Regions from separate parts of the Homo sapiens genome. Here region 2 is linked to region 1. A link is a loop called in an ENCODE intact Hi-C map of the cell type or tissue named here. Cell type or tissue: ascending aorta. All regions are shown on one strand. Each heading gives the region's core, and the rest is flanking DNA. Links, peaks and the distances in the headings are about the cores only. Region 1 overlaps AQR (aquarius intron-binding spliceosomal factor). Region 2 has its middle 46 kb from the start of GJD2.

The links. Hi-C counts contacts between places; a loop is a spot of excess contacts. Peaks named below come from ENCODE experiments on the same cell type or tissue, not always from the same donor. Only the 100,000 strongest peaks of a DNase experiment are listed, where the experiment ranks them.
Region 2: a loop joins it to region 1, with 12 times the contacts of the local background. A loop is called at or near these places in 75 of 110 quality-filtered maps.

The regions. Positions count from the first base shown.
Region 1 is chr15:34,919,349-34,922,261 of GRCh38, forward strand. AQR (aquarius intron-binding spliceosomal factor) reads right to left here. Exons shown (of 35, transcript NM_014691.3): 14 at 984-1,086. Among named protein-coding and RNA genes, the nearest start is that of AQR, 49 kb to the right of the region's middle. In ascending aorta, for the core only: a CTCF peak has its summit at 1,080 (motif pointing left); a DNase peak (open chromatin) is centred at 1,073; H3K27ac peaks cover 294 bases.
Region 2 is chr15:34,707,205-34,710,117 of GRCh38, forward strand. No RefSeq gene overlaps it. Among named protein-coding and RNA genes, the nearest start is that of GJD2, 46 kb to the right of the region's middle. In ascending aorta, for the core only: a CTCF peak has its summit at 1,311 (motif pointing right); no DNase peak of the experiment used is centred there; H3K27ac peaks cover 561 bases.

The DNA of each region.
Region 1 (2,913 bases), core at 116-2,615:
TAGAAAAAATCATGATATCTAAACAATATGTATGTTTTAACTTTTTGATCATAAATTGAATAGTAGAAGAATCCAAAGCCTGGGGAAATCCTTTAGGGAAGGGAGGAAACAAAACATAATGTTGTAGCACTATACATTTTAAAAATTATTTTCTTTTGTTGGAACTATTTAAATTTTAGGAATAAAATTCTAGCCACAAGACCTTAATAGGCACAGGATCAACGTTATCCTCAAACTTATTTTCCATTAGAAGAATTCCTGAAAACAGGTTGGGCACGGTGATTCATGCCTGTAACCCAACACTTTGGGAGGCTGAGGTGGGTCAATCACTTGAGGCCAGGAGTTCAAGACCAGCCTGGCCAACGTGGCGAAACTCTATCTTCTACTCAAAATACAAAAATTAGCTGGGAGTGGTGGCACACATCTGTAATACCAGCTACTCGGGAAGATGAGGCACGAGAATCACTTGAACCTGGGAGGCAGAGGTTGCAGTGAGCTGAGATCACGCCACTGCACTCCAGCCTGGGCGACAGAGAGAGACTCGGTATCAAAAAAACAAAACAAACAAACAAACAAAAAAACAAAAAAAGAAGAAGAATTCCTGAAAAAAATCCTCATTTCTTTCTATTGCAAAGAGTTATTATTAATTCCAAAAACCTTACTCATGAGAGGTTTTACATTGTCAGAAAATAGCACAGGAATTTTTAGGAACTGAAAGAGACAATGAAAGTGATTTGCATATAAATAGTTGCTAATAGAATGATTCATCCAGAAAGTAGTTCGAAGAGATAAAATACTTGAGTAAAGAAATTCGAAAGATGAGAAAACAAAAAATCAAATGATAATACAATTCCAAAAACAAAATGGGAATTATCTGCCTAATCTTTGGCCCACAAAAAAATCTATATGAACCTACATCTTTAAGAATGACTTTAAAAGGCAAGGAAAACCACATGCAAAATTCAGAGAACATTAATATTTACCAGCAATTCTAGAAGAAATTCTTTATCAAAAGTTGTGTCTTCATTTTTAGGAAGAGTTGGCAACAAGCAGAGGTATGATGCCACCTGGTGGAGTGTGTTTGAACTGCAGAATAGAGAACAATATTTTATTCATAGTAACTTACTTCACTTCACTTTTGAAACATGTATTTTTACAAATAGCTTAAAAAAGCAAATATAATACTATGACATGGGCAGCAAATATCAAAAACCAGCAATGAAAATTAAGGCTTTAGTGCAGGGTTCTCAAAATATTTTCTGCAAACCTCTCATTGTACCCAAGATCCTTCTGGGCAGTCCCCAAGAACACTTTTAAATATTAATACCGGCAGGGCAAGGTGGCTCAGGCCTGTAATCTCAGCACTTTGGGAGGCCGAGGCAGGCAGATCCCGGGGTCAGGAGATCGAGACTATGCTGGCTAACATGGTGAAATTCCGTCTCTACTAAAAATACAAAAAATTAGCCGGGCGTGGTGGCGGGCGCCTGTAGTCCCAGCTACTCGGGAGGCTGAGGCAGGAAAATGGCGTGAACCCGGGAGGCGGAGCTTGCAGTGAGCCGAGATCGCGCCACTGTACTCCAGCCTGGGCGACAAAGCGAGACTCCGTCTCAAAAATAATAACAATAATAATAACAATACTAAGACATTGTTTCACAGTTTTATTTAAGAATGTCCTTGATGAAGCAGTAAAAAAAAATTAATACTATTAAATTTGGACTCGAGTACCTGTTTTATTTTAAATTCTGTGACAAAATGGGAAGTACATATTTTGCACACAACTTTTACTTTAAAAAACAACAAACTGTTGGACCGGGTGCAGTGTCTCACACCTGTAATCCCAGTACTTTGAGGCCGAGGTGGGCGGATCACAAGGTCAGGAGTTTGAGATCAGCCTGGACAATATGGTGAAACCCCGTCTCTACTAAAAATACGAAAATTAGCCAGGCGTGGTGGTGAGCGCCTGTAGTCCCAGCTACTCAGGAGGCTGAGGCAGGAGAATCGCTTAAACCCAGGAGGCAGAGGTTGCAGTGAGCCGAGATTGCACCACTGCACTCCAGCCTGGGCAAAAGAGCGAGACTCCATCTCAAAAAAAAAAAAAAAAAAAATGACAAACTGTTTATACCAGCCTTGGACAAATGGCCAATTTTTTTTCAAATTTCAAATTTTGAATGAAATAAGACTATAATTTCAAGGAAAACAACTATCAGTATTTGCTGTCAATGATAAAATTTGAACTTCCATGTGAACGTGAAAAATTAGAATTTTGGAAAACTGGTATTTGCCACCATGAGCTTCATAGCTTTCCACTATTTAACTGGTTTCATCACCTCCCCAAAATCCCTTATGCTAATTTATAGCAAATCCTCCTCTCCATCCCAGCCCAGCAACCATAATCAGTTTTCTATTTGTAATTTTATCTTTTCCAGGAGGTCAAATAAATGGAATCACACATTAGGTAGTCTTTTTTCTTGCTTGTTTTTTGAGACGAGTCTCACTCTGTTGCCCAGACTGGAGTGCAGTGGCATGATCTCAGCTCACTGTTACCTCCACCTCCCGGGCTTAAGCAATCCTCCCACCTCAGCCTCCCGAATAGGTGGAACCACAGGTGCCCACCACCACACTCGGCTAAATTTTTGTATTTTTGGTAGAGACGAGGTTTCACCATGTTGCCCAGGCTGGTCTCAAACTCCTAAGCTCAAGTGATCTGCCTGCCTTGGCCTCCCAAAGTGCTGGGATTACAGGTGTGAGCCACCATGCCTGGTCTTAGGTAGGTAGCCTTTTGAATGGCTGCTTTTACTTAGCATAATGCATTTGAGCATTTGAGATTCACCCACACTGTATATTTATCTGTAGTTGGTTCCTTTACGTTGCTGAGCAGTATTTCATGATACGGCTGTATCACAGTATGTTTAT
Region 2 (2,913 bases), core at 110-2,609, 210 kb before region 1:
GACATTTAGATTGTCTTCAAATGTTTTTAAAATGAACAATTTATCTATAAATCTTGGACCTGATGTTTAATTACTGTCTTAGGAGGTATTCCTAGACTCTGGATCAAAGAGTTTTTCCACTTGCAAACTGCTTTGTTAACTATAACTAAATTAACTTCCAGAAACTTTTTTTTCTTTTTGAGTTAGAATCTCACTCTGTCACCCAGGCTGGAGTGCAGTGGTGCAGTCATGGCTCACTGCGGCCTCAACCTCCTGGGTTCAAGCAATCCTCCTGCCTCAGCCTCCTGAGTAGCTAGGACTACAGGTGTGCCCCACAATGCTCAGCGAATTTTTTGTAGAGACAGGTTGTACAGGCTGGTCTTGAACTCTGGGCTTCAGGCAATCCCCCTGCCTCAGCCTCCCAAAGTGTTGGGATTACAGATGTGAGGCACCGCACCCAGCCTCAGAAAGGTTTTAAGAGAATCAAATTAGTTTTCACTTTTGCATGGACCAAGGCATGGAGAGATTCAATATCTTGCTGAAGGTAGTTCAGTTACTCACCAAGGTGCTTACAGATCCATCTGTTAAAAATCTTAATATTTTGGAACTAGAGAGACCCACTGAAATCACTTAATCCAAACCTACCATTTGTGTAGACAATTGAGGAAGGAAGGTGTATAATTCTTTTTTTAAATTTTTTTTAGATGGAGTCTCACTCTGTCACCCAGGCTGGGGTGCAGTGGCATGATCTCGGCTCACTGCAACCTCCGCCCTGTGGGTTCAAGCGATTCTCCTGCCTCAGCCTCCTCAATAGCTGGGATTATAGGCGTGTGCCACCAGGCCTTGCTAATTTTTGTATTTTTAGTAGACATGCGGTTTCACCATGTTAGCCAGGCTGGTCTATAACTCCTGACCTCAGGTGATCCTCCCACCTCGGCCTCCCAAAGTGCTGGGATTACAGGCATGAGCCGCTGCACCCGGCCATGGAAGGAAGGTGTGTAATTCTTGAACCCAGGGCTATCTCTCTCCAGTCATCCTTTGAGTTGGAGGATGGTGTCTGCAACTTGAAATGAGGTCATCCTACCAATATAATGCTATAAGCTCTAGATTTTTCTTCAATGGGTTTATATTTTTCTGGCACCACAAATTCAACCAACCCCACCCTGTAGACCACAGACAGGGTGTAGACAGAATCTCAGATCCGGTGCCTTAAAACAATTTTTTTTAAACCTGGAAATGTTTCTCTTCAAGCCCCTTCTAGATGTAAGATTCAGGAATGCTCTTTAGGTAGTTTCCTTAGAATCCTATGTGCTTAGTAGCTGGCCCTTCCTAATGACCACTAGGCGTCAGACTTTCCCATCTCTCCTCCAACTGTGCTGCTTACTCAGTAATTAACTCATTTGCTTGGAGTCATTAGCTCTTATCTAAGGGGACTTCTTTGTCATCATGTGAACATGGTCATTATGATGCAGAATCCTAGCAGATTTCAACAGGACTGATTAAGTTTGCCTGTCTCCTAGTTACGGCTTTTCAACAGGGCTCTTCATTGCAAATACCGAGCCTTAAACCAAGGGGAAAGTAGAAGAACGACCAATAACCAATGCCTTTCACCATTCCCAAGCGAAGCCACAGAATGCTACTTCCTGTCACTGCACTGCACAGATATAAGTACCCCCATTGCTAATGGGGTGCTGGCGTGCGCAGCTCTGAGCACTCTCCCTCATTCATCTTAAGGATAATGCAATGCCAATGCAGTTAACAACAGGCTCTGAATTCTGTATGTCAGGTAGGTTGAAATAGAACAGCATGTCATCGACCATGTATTCAGTGTCTGTCACATACAGGGCACTACACCTGAAATCCAAAAAGGGATATTTTCATTCATTTGGTCAGTCAACTATTCAAAAAGTATTTTTTAAACATCTGCCAGGCGCTAGGGATCCTGTGATGAAGAAAATGACATGTGGCAAATACACCAGCAGCACAGCTTGAGTAATGCAAGACCACTTTCACACCACATCCAAGTCCAGGCTGCTTGGCCCCTCCTGCCTTAGAAGAGGCTGTATAGATGGGATTAAAGCCATGGCCCATGTCTCCGACTCAAACTGACTTTTTGCCTGCAAGCTATGTCATCTTCTTGGAGGAACTGAATGTTATAGACTCATCATTTCCCCACTTCCTTCTCTCCCTACCTGACAACATCCTTGAGAGAATGAGACAAACAGCAACTCATCTCAGATAGGGGAGAACTGAGAGACAGAGAAAGTAGAAGAGGTTTTTTTCAAGTCACATAGAAGAACAGAGGCCAAACTAGAATTCCGGACTCCATGAGCTACTTTATTTGGAACCCATGGACATGGTTTTCAACCAAGACACAGATACACAGATAATAACACCAGGTAGAGTTTCTTTTCCCTCCCTCCCTTCCTCCCTCCCTTCCTTCGTTCCTCCCTCCCTCCCTTCCTTCCTTCCTTTCTCTCTCTCTCTTCCTTTTTTTTTTTTTTGACAGGGTCTCGCCCTGTTACCCAGGCTGCAGTAGCAGGATCATGATTCATTGCAGCCATGATCTCCTGGGCTCAAGCGATTGTCCCACCTCAGCCTCCCAAATAGCTGGGACTACAGGCATGTGCCACCACGCCCAGTTAATTTTTTTTTAATTTTTAAATGTTTAGTTTTTTGCTTTTAGTAGAGACGAGATCTCACTGTGTCGCTCCTGAGCTAAAACAATCTTCCTGCCTCGGCCTCTCGAACTGTTAGGATTACAAGCAGAAGCCACTGTGCCTGGCCCTAAACAGAGTTTCTTACCAAAAACAGCCACTTAGCAAATATTAGGAGACTGATGAATGAGAATGGAATGCTTCATTTTGTGAACTAGTTTCCGTGAAACATAGTATCCTGCCTATAATGGCTCTGAGAAGAAAATCTCTCATCCTG